Linked DNA regions of Homo sapiens: region 2 is linked to region 1. The links are chromatin loops, found by intact Hi-C in ENCODE. Cell type or tissue: PC-3. All regions are shown on one strand. Links, peaks and the distances in the headings refer to the core of each region. The heading gives the core; the rest is flanking DNA.

Region 1 (5,389 bases), core at 84-5,083:
TGATGACTTTCTATAGTTTCCAAATTTAGTATTCTATGTAAAATGGTGGGGGGGGGGGGGCTATTATTTAAAAAAAATAAAAATAAGAAAGTCAATACTAGAACTTAGATGAAAATTTAACTTCCAGGCTAGAATCCATTTTATAATTTTTCATTCCCATCTCTTCAATGTAAAATGCAATTTATAATATCTCATATCAATCAGATACTAACAGCTATTTAAAACTAATTTGAAAAACACACACAAGTAAGTATGCGTAAAACTGGTGAAATAGGAATAAATCATGTGGATTATACCTATTTCAATTTACTGGTTTTGATACTGTATATACTACAGTTATGTAAAAAGTTACCACTGGGGGAAACTGGGTAAATGGTAGGGACCTCTCTGTAACATTTTTGCAAAGTCCTGTGAGTCTGTAACTATTTCAAAGTAAAGAGTTAATAAAACTAACTTAAAGGTTTATAGGGCCAATATTCAAAGGAAACTATACTACTCTAACTCAGACAAGGGATCCATACTTTTCTAGCATACTAATTATTTTATTCACTTCCAGTCCATAGTCTAGAAATCTGAAAAACCTACTATTTAATAATACAGTCATATACTGCACAATGACGTTTTGGTCAACAATGGACCACATATATGACAGCGATCTCATAAAATAATACTGAGCTGAAAAATTCCTATCGCCTAGCGACATCGTAGCTATCATAATGTCCTATCGCAACACATCACTCACATGCTTGTGGTAATGCAGGTAATGCAGGTGTTGCGGTAGGACATAGATGTAAACAAAACTACTGTACTTGATAATGACAATACATAGCTGTGTTACTGGCTTATGTATTTATAACTATATATTTTTTTATTCCTACTTTAAAGTACATCGCCCTCCCCCAAAAAGTTGACTGTAAAATAGTCTCAGGCAGGTCCTTTGTGAGGTATTCCAAAAGAAGGCATTGTTAACATAGGAGATGACAGCTCTATGCATGTTACTGCCCCTGCAGACATTCCAGTAAGACAATATGTGGAAGTGGAAGACAATGATATTGATGATCCTGACCCTGTGTAGGTCTAGGCTAAGGTGTGCTTGTGTCTCAGTTTTTAACAAAAAATTTTAAAAGTAAATAAGATAAAGAAAAATTAAAGTTTATAAAGTAAAAAAGTTACAGTTAAGCTAATTTATTATAGAAGAAAAAAAATTTTGGCCAGAAGCGGTGGCACACACCTGTAATCCCAGCACTTTGGGAGGCTGAGGCAGACAGATCACTTGAGGTCAGGAGTTCGAGACCAACCTAGCCAACATGGTGAAACCCCGTCTCTACTAAAAATACAAAAATTAGCCGGGCATGGTGGCATGCACCTGTAATTCCAGCTACTCAAGAGGCTGAGGCACAAGAATCGCTTGAATCTGGGAGGCAGAGGTTGCAGTGAGCCAAGATTGTGCCACTGCACTCCAGCTTGGGTGATGGAGTGTGACTCTGTCTCAAAAAAAGGAGAAAAAATTTTAAAATAAATTTAGTGTAGGCAAAGTATACAGTGTTTACCCTTAGTCTTATAGTGTACAGTAATGTCCTAGGCCCTCACATTCACTCACCACTCACTCACTGAATTACCCAGAGCAACTCCAGTCCTGCAAGCTCTATTCATGGTAAAGTGCCCTATAAGGTATACCATTTTTAATCTTTTATACTGTATTTTTACTGTATCTTTTCTATGTTTAGACACAATACTTACCATTGTATTACAACTGTCTATAGTATTTGGTACAGTAACACGCTATATAGGTTGTAGCCTAAGAGCAATAGACTGTGCAATATAGCCTAGGTGTGGGCAGAAGTCTGTATCATTTACATTTATGTAAGTACTATATGATGTCAGCATGGCAAAATCACCTAATGACATATTTCTCACAACAGATCCCTACTGTTAAATGACACGACTGTACACATTTGTATTTTCAAAATATCTATTGTTTTCGGATCTATTCAGATATCAGAAAAACTGTATCTGTCCCCAGACCGTTGTCAAGAGTAATTATTTAAAGTATAATAAAAAACTATCTTATTCGAAATGGTTTTTGGGTCTTTTTTTGGGGGGAGGGGAGTAGTCCAAAAGCAAACTCAATCTTTAGTTAAAAAAGACTCTCTTTAAAAACCTGCTTTCCATCAAGTATCCAGAACTGCCAGGGCTATGAGTGGCCAAAGGTACAGTGAATCTATCTTCCAGTGAAAAGGCAGCTGCCAGGAAAAGCTTAACATCTGATACTATGAGCAAAAGAGCATTCCTTTGAAAACAAATTTGGTAAAACTATTTCATTACTTATGTTCCTTACATAGAAATAATAATATAAATCTGTTCAGAGAAAAAAAAGACGTACCATTTCACATAGTACATGAATGCAAAGCAAGTTTATGGTACGTGTAACATACCTTTTGATAAGGTCTCTTAGGTGATAGGCTGGAATTGCGGCATTCACCACTGCTTTACTGGCAAATATGTGATCAATAATAGCAGAACTGTTTGCCTTAAAAAACGGAGAAAAGTTTTCCTTTGGTTATTCAGTCTGTATTTATTGAATACTAGGCATATAGCACTATTTGAGAGTAAAATGCAACAGAAAACACTATCTTCTGAGAGCCTACAATCTTTTTTTTTTTTTTTTTTTTGGAGACAGGGTCTTGCTCTGCCACCCAGGCTGTAGTGCAGTGACGCAATCTCAGCTCACTGCAACCTCTGCCTCCCAGGTTTAAGTGATCCTCCTGCCTCAGCCTCCTGCGTAGCTGGAAATATAGGTGTGTGCCATCACATCCAGCTAATTTTTTGTATTTTTTATAGCTATGGGGTTTCACTATGTTACCCAGGCTGGTCTCAAACTCTTGGGCTCAAGTGATCTGCCCACCGTGGCCTCCCAAAGTGCTGGGACTATAACTGTGAGCCATCGTGCCCAGCAAGAGCCTACAATCTTAACAGAGGAAATAATATACATAATTACACACTTCTGGAGAAGAACATTTTTTTCTTCATTTTCAGCGCCTAGCACTCTATGAACATCTACTAGATGAAAGAATAAAAAATAAATACCGAAGTAACCACATAAGAATGTAGTTTAATGCAAAAATGAATGTATAATAGGTGACTCAGGGTATCTCCGTAACGAGTCTTCAATTGGTTTTCAGGCAGAAATAAACTATCAAAGCGAATATGATGCAGTATTAAAACATCTTATTTGTCATATTACTCATTCTCTAAATCTTTACAGAATATATTTTCTCCTTGAATACTATGCTAACTCACAATTTAGAACTGTGTACATGAGTTAAAAGAACAGATACTATCATTATCAGTAAAATTTATTAAATACTTACCATGAGCTGTTTGCTAAAAGTATCATTTCTTTATTAACCTCAGTAGTCTTATGAGATAGATGCCATTATTATCCTCATTTTAAAGAAAGCAAACTATGGCTTAGTGAACCTAAATAAATAACTTAGTAAGAGCTTTGTGGAGGCAAGATACAAACCCTAGTAGCTTGACTTTAGAGCCTATGCTCATAATCAGTTGGCAATTTTGCCTCCATAGAAAGGGATAAAACAGAAAAATAGCGTTTTATCTAGAGGCATATATTGGAGATCCCATTACTACACATCACCCCTCTAAATTTCACACAAATTTGAATGTGATCTAGTTCTGATGAGCTCTAGGCCAAGCAGATATAGTCCAAAAGGCTCAAAGACAGTCAAAACTCATTCAAATAACTGATCTATGTCTGGATTAGCACCAAGAAAGAATACGTAAGACTCTTGATTGTTTGGGATATCAATAATAAAGAATGATACTGATTTTACTCCCAAGAAAGCAATTTTTACCCATAAAAGCATCAGGTACATACATTGGGCTATTAAAATATCCCTTCCAGGAAATGCTACAATGGAAATCAGTGACCAGGTGTTTAAAAGAAACAAAACTATATGTTATAATAGCTATACAGTATGTATTAGATGCTCAAAAAAACACTTGTTGCTTAGTATCAAAAACTTGTTGCTTAATATCTAAGTTCCAAACCTCTAATATTTGAATGAACTTTTTATGCATTTATAAATTAGGAATTAACTACAGTATGTTTTCAAAGGTATTGTGGGGCTTTAATGTTGTGATAATATCAGTATCCTTTAGGCTACTGTTTAAGTGATCCTCCTGCCTCAGCCTCCTGGGTAGCTGGGACTACAGGTGTGTGCCATCACACCCAGCTAATTTTTTGAGGTTTAATAAATACAATGTTTTGGAATGATTATTGTTCTTGATATTAAACAAGTATTAAAATACCTTTTATAATTTTTTTTTTTTTTTTTTTACTAGAGACTGGGGTCTCACTACGTTGCCTGGGCTGGTCTCAAATTCCTGGTCTCAAGTGAGCCTCCCACCTCAGCCTCCAAAAGTGCTGGGATTACAGGTGTGAGCCACCATGCCCAGCAAAAATATTTTTTAACTGTAAAGCAGTTAAGATAATCTATAAAACTTATCATTTAACTTATAAGCTATGGTTGTATTAGTAACACTTTAGAACTTAATATTACTGTTAGTAAACAAAAGAAACCACTTTTGTTTCTTCAGGAAAATGCATTCATTCAAACATTTTATCAAGCACTTACTATATGCCAAGCCACAGGCTAGGAACAATAAGAATGCAATACTCACTAGCAGATTGATAGCCATAGGAGTTGGTAGTGGCATTCAAGTATCATCAATAGAAAAAGAGGAGTATGGACAACAGACAGCAATCAAGAGTTCTCTAAAAGAATCATCATAAATTGGCCAGGTGCGGTGGCTCATGCCTGTAATCCCAGCACTTGGGGAGGCCCAGGCGGGTGCATCATGAGGTCAGGAGTTTGAGACCAGCCTGGCCAACATGGTGAAACTCCGTGTCTACTAAAAATACAAAAATTAGCCGGGTACGGTGGCTGGCGCCTGTAATCCCAGCTACTCAGGAGGCTGAGGCAGGAGAATTGGTTGAAACCGGAAGGTGGAGGTTGCAGTGAGCTGAGATTGCGCCACTGCACTCCAGCCTGGGTGAAAGAGTGAAACTCCATCTCAAAAGAAAAAAAAAAATCATCATAAATTGAATACTCTTAAGTTGAAAGTAAGGACCCCAAAGCAAAGCACTGGTGAAGTTTACCTTCCATTCCTGAGATCTGACTGTATGTTTCAGTTTCATTCCTGAGAACATTTCCAGTAAAATGATTCCTAGGCTCCACAGATCAACAGCTGAGGTACATTCTGTATCACTCTGCAGGCCAGCCTGGGCCAAGCAATTTTGCAATTCTGCTTCTGGAGCCCGATACCCGTCTGTCTGAATATACTTTACATCCTAAAAAAGATGAGTAAA
Region 2 (5,389 bases), core at 182-5,181, 79 kb before region 1:
TCAAGACCAGCCTGGCCAACATGGTGAAACCCCATCTCTACTGAAAATTAAAAAAAAAAATTAGCCAGGCATGGTGGTAGGCACTGTAATCCCAGCGATTCAGGAGGCTGAGGCAGCAGAATCACTTGAACCTGGGAGGCAGAGATTGCAGTGAGCCAAGATTGCGCCATTGCGCTCCAGCTGGGGCAACAAGAGAAAGACTCTTATCTCAGAAAAAAAAAAAAAGATATACAGTATAAACTTAAAAGGTGTACTCAATATTTCATAAGTTTAATCCAGAAAAACTGAGTCCAGGGCCAGGCACAGTAGCTTACACCTATAATCCCAGCACTCCGGGAGGCCAAGGCAGGTGGATCACTTGAGGTCAGGAGTTAAGAGACCAGCCTGGCCAACATGGTAAATTAGCCAGGTGTGGTGGCACATGCCTGTAATCCCAGCTACTTGGGAGGCTGAGCAGGAGGATCACTTGAACCCAGTAGGCAGAGGTTGCAGTGAGCTGAGAGAAAAGCTGAGTCCAAAATAACACTTTAACCTCAGAGTTACTATAATTGCTTTACAAAATGATCTTCAGTTAACAATGGTTCCTACCTTTTTAACTTTGTACTTTTGCAAACTACCTCACTCTTTCAGTCTTTTCTCATGTTCTTCACTCCATAAAAAATACTTAATGCACCAAGACAGGGGCCTATTAAAGTACTGCAGGCCAGGCATAGTGGTTCACACCTGTAATCCCAGCACTTTGGAAGGCTCAGGCAGGCAGATCACCTGAGCCCAGGATTTCAAGACCAGCCTGGGCAATGTAGCAAAACCCCACCTCTACAAAAAATACAAAAATTAGCCAGGCATGGTGCTGGGTGCCTGTAGTCTCAGCTACTCAGGAGGCTGAGGTGAGAGGATCACCTGAACCCAGGAGGTCGAGGCTGCAGTGAAGCCATGATAATGCCACTGCATATCCAGCCTGGGTGGCAGAGTGAGATCCTGTCTCAGAATAAATAAATACAATAAAAATAAAGTACTGCAAATAATTCTACTACCACAGTATGAATCATCCCCTAACTTAGGTGCTTTAAGATACATATTTTAATGCTTTGATTTTCTTATTTTAAAAGGGCAGGGGAGCAATTATGTAAACGGCTTCTAACATTTCTAAAAGATTTTAATATATGCCAGTCTAGTCATGTTTTGGTTCCATCTGAATATTTACTTATTCATTCACTGAATGACTACTACATTACATGCCAGACACAGGACTAAACAGTGAGTGTCTTTGCAAGGAAGACTGAGTCTGGATTTATCCTACAGAGCCCACAGGTAATGGAGAGGAGTGACTTAACACTTGCATCTTTGCATGATTAGTGTACTCACAAAAGTTAGCACACCAGTTTAAAGATTTTTGAACTGTCAGCAAAAACTAATCTGAAGAGTATGGTTCTATAATGTAATATAATATAAGACTAGGAAGTTGGGAAACATGAACTCTAATCCTGGCTCTGTTAATGTGATAAAGAACCTTGAGCCTGAGTCTTATAAAGTACTAGAACTCTGGCCGGGTGCAGTGGCTCACGCCTGTAATCCCAGCACTTTGGGAGGCCAAAGCAGGTAGATCACCTGAGGTCAGAAGTTCAAGACCAGCCTAGGCAACACAGTGAAACCCTGTCTCTACTAAAAATACAAAAAGACCCAGAAAAATTAACCAGGTGTGGTGGTGCACGCCTGTGGTACCAGCTACTCCAGAGGCTGAGGCAGGAGAATTGCTGAGCCTGGAGGCAGAAGTTGCAGTGAGCCAAGATCACATCACTGCAATCCAGCCTAGGCAACAGAGCCAGACCCTGTCAAATAAATAAATAAATAAATAAACAAACAAAGTACTAGAACTCAGGATTCTCATTTCTGAGATCAAAGGGGTTGACCAGATGATCTCTGGGGTCCCTTCCAGGTTGAACACTCTCTGATTGCATAAAGTTTAAATTGGTTCTGAAGCTCGTAACAGTACAATTTTAAGTTTCTATTTTAGGAAAAAAGAGTGACACCAGCTGGGCACGGTGGCTCACGCCTGTAATCCCAGCACTTTGGGAGGCTGAGGTGTGTGGATCATGAGGTCAGGCGTTCGAGACCAGCCTGGCCAACATAGTGAAACCCCGTCTGTACTAAAAATACAAAAAAATTATCTGGGCCTGGTGGTGGGTGCCTATAATCCCAGCTACTCAGGAGGCTGAGGCAGGAGAATTGCTTGAACCTGGGAGACGGAGGTTGCAGTGAGCCAAGATCATGCCACTGCACTCCGGCCCAGGCGACAGTGCAAGACTGCGTCTCAAAAAAAAAAAAAAAAAAAAAAAAGAGTGACACCAAGTGGAAGGCGTGTGCCTATAATCCCAGCTACTGGGGAGGGTGAGGCAGGAGAATCACTGAACCCAGGAGGCAAAGGTTGCAGTGAGCCGAGATCCTGCCACTGCACACCAGCCTAGATGACATAGTGAGTCTGTGGCTAAAAAAAAAAAAAATACAGTTCAGATACTCACAGAGTATTGGAACAGATAGAAGTCTTAAATAACTGAACTAAACCAACACTTATTTTCAGAGTCCAGAGGAGGCTTATTAGGTCTATCAGCTTAATCTCTCAAAACTTGTATCAGTAAATTTAAGATTTCGGCTTCCAATGAGACTTTGCATAAAATTTCTAGATTAACTTTGAGAGAAATAACTTCTTTGGCAGATCTTCTTTTTAAATACAGATATTTCAAAATAATTTGAAATCGAATTTGTTTTTGTCAGAAGCCTATATGGTTACTGCTTTCAGTAGAAAGGTCTTCCTTTTGCATCACAATTATAAAATTCTTCTAATTTTCTTCTAATACCTTTATGATTTCATTTTTAAATATTTAACTGTGTAATCCACCTAAAACTGATATTTGTATGAGCTTTGACAGAGAGATCTTACTTTATTGTTAGCCAGTTATTTCATTCATTTCCTCCACTGAGTCAAAATGCCATATTTTATAAAATGTGTTCTTCTTATACATACACAGATGTGTTTCTGACTGACCTACTCTATTTTCATTAATCTGTCATTCTATTCTGGTTCCAGTACCACACTCTTTTAATTTACAATTCCTTTTAATGCTTGATAGATGGTCTTCGGCCCCCTTTCCTCCCTTATCTTCATCCTTTTTCAACATTTTCCTGGCCACCTTTACATGTTTATTCTAAACTTTGCAATCATTCTGTCAAGTGTCCCCAAAATAGTCTCACTGAGATTTTGACTGGGCTTTTATTACACTGTTTTTGATGAGAATGGATACCTATACAGACTTCTAGTAATGTTTATATCAGTATTTTTAGGTCTTCCAAAGTGTTTTTAAAGGTTTGCATGTTTGCTGTCTATTTTATTTCTAGCTATAATATATATATTTTTTGCTACCATAAAGACATGCCATCACCTATACAACTAAAAACGTGTTGAAAAGTACAATGCCAAGAACAGACTCATTACATATCATTACAAACCTCCCTCCAACTTAGTATCAGTCTGTGTGTGGTCATTCAAGCAGTTATTCACCTCTTTAATTGTCCTTATGCCCAACTTGCATATTTCTATCTTATTCGAAAGAACATCGTAAGATACCTTGTCACCTGACTTAGGAAGTCTAAATCTGTTATTTCTACCACATTTTCCTTACCTACTCCAATAACTTTGTCACAGGAAAAAAGTTGGGTTAATCTGATTGAACACAATTTGATATTAATGAATCCAACCCAGGTCTAGTGATGACCACTTTCCGAAGTACTTACAAATCCTCCTCACATAGTTTAAACTCTTACCTGTGATAAGTATACAACATTACATCTAGAATCAAGTCTTGCCAATTTAAGAAAAAAAGTGGGTGTGGGACCGTTTAGTTACTTTAGAGAGATAAATGGTTCTAAAATATTCAAATCACCCTAATAAACTTGGTTTGACTTCTGGAATGCGTATATGACAGAGCAAGACCATCAAAAGCCTCACCATAGTTGAGAAAGGCATTACCTTTGCTCCACAGTCTGCTCCTTTCTGAATGCAAAATCCAATGAACCGTGGGTCTGCCACTTTTACTAATATGTTGTCAACACAATAGACATGAATGCTCCAAATGCCTCTTTGCTCCATATCCTCCACAATATTCTGGGCTGCAAGTGCCCGATAAAGACCACCATTCCCATCTGGAAAACAAAATAGCCCATTAGTAGCATATCAAAATCCATCATAAAGGTAACACAAAGATTGTTTCCAAACTAGGGTTAAGATCCCTAAAAAACAAAATTCGCTTTACAAAGGCAAGAAAACTGAATATCCATAAGGAAGGAATCAGGTGTCAAAAAAATTGAACTATAGGATTTTGAAGGTTACTTAGCATTAACTATCCAGAGAATAACACTATCAATGTAAGATCAGGCAACCCCAAAAACCATATCTTTCTTTTTAACTCAGCCCCTTTTAGTAATATATTGTATGATATAAAATCCTTTATCAGGCAATGATTATTTCATAACATTTCAAGTTTCATTAACATTTGTATGATTCAAGTTAGCTCTGTATTTATAACCCCAATGCTGACAATTTCACCCATCTCAAAAATACGTAAGTATTTTGTATCAAATCATTTGTTAAAAAAACAGATTGATATGGAGGCCTAAGGTGATTTAAACGAGATATAAATAAAGCCTCTTCTTTCTCCATCTATTTATAATGCTGCTTTAATGTACTTTGTCCAATAACAACCTTAACCATAGCTTAAGTGATGAAAAATTAGACAACTTCACAAAATACAGCTAAGAATAGTAACTCTTCCATTAACCAAAATAATTAAGATGAAATAAAAGCCTACATCTAGAGAGCACCACTGTTAATACTATTAATTTCTTTTCAGCCTTTCCTCCAAGTACAGATTCTCATAAACATAAATCTGTCAGTAGGTCTATTTTTATAGACTGAGGTTGTACTCAGGGTCACTGAATGTGGCTACACAGGCAATACACTGTCCAATTCTAGTGGGTCCCATTAACAAACCATGATGTGTATGCACTACCTGGAATTGTGCAAAGCAGTGGCCCTAATCATAGACTGTATGCAGTTTTTCATTTTGCATTCTCTTACTTAACTTGCTGAAATAATGTTTAGAATTTAATGCCACCAATTATTTTAATGCTATTTAAGAATTAATGCTATTTTTAAACTATAATTTAGCCTCTCATTTATTAAATAGCATATGGTTTCCAAGTTTTCACTATAATAAACAATGTAGCCATGAACATTGCAGTATACATAAAATATTTGCTATATGGCTGGGCGCGGTGGCTCACGGCTGTAATTCCAGCACTTTGGGAGGCCAAGGCAGGTACATCATTTGAGGTC

What was found. Peaks named below come from ENCODE experiments on the same cell type or tissue, not always from the same donor. Only the 100,000 strongest peaks of a DNase experiment are listed, where the experiment ranks them.
Region 2: a loop joins it to region 1, with 2.4 times the contacts of the local background. A loop is called at or near these places in 4 of 110 quality-filtered maps.

The regions. Positions count from the first base shown.
Region 1 is chr1:162,500,895-162,506,283 of GRCh38, reverse strand. UHMK1 (U2AF homology motif kinase 1) reads right to left here. Exons shown (of 8, transcript NM_175866.5): 3 at 5,180-5,371; 4 at 2,436-2,530. Among named protein-coding and RNA genes, the nearest start is that of UHMK1, 5.8 kb to the right of the region's middle. In PC-3, for the core only: no CTCF peak of the experiment used is centred there; a DNase peak (open chromatin) is centred at 3,163; H3K4me3 peaks cover 1,748 bases; H3K27ac peaks cover 1,530 bases.
Region 2 is chr1:162,580,095-162,585,483 of GRCh38, reverse strand. UAP1 (UDP-N-acetylglucosamine pyrophosphorylase 1) reads right to left here. Exons shown (of 11, transcript NM_001324116.5): 5 at 4,025-4,197. Among named protein-coding and RNA genes, the nearest start is that of UAP1, 21 kb to the right of the region's middle. In PC-3, for the core only: no CTCF peak of the experiment used is centred there; no DNase peak of the experiment used is centred there.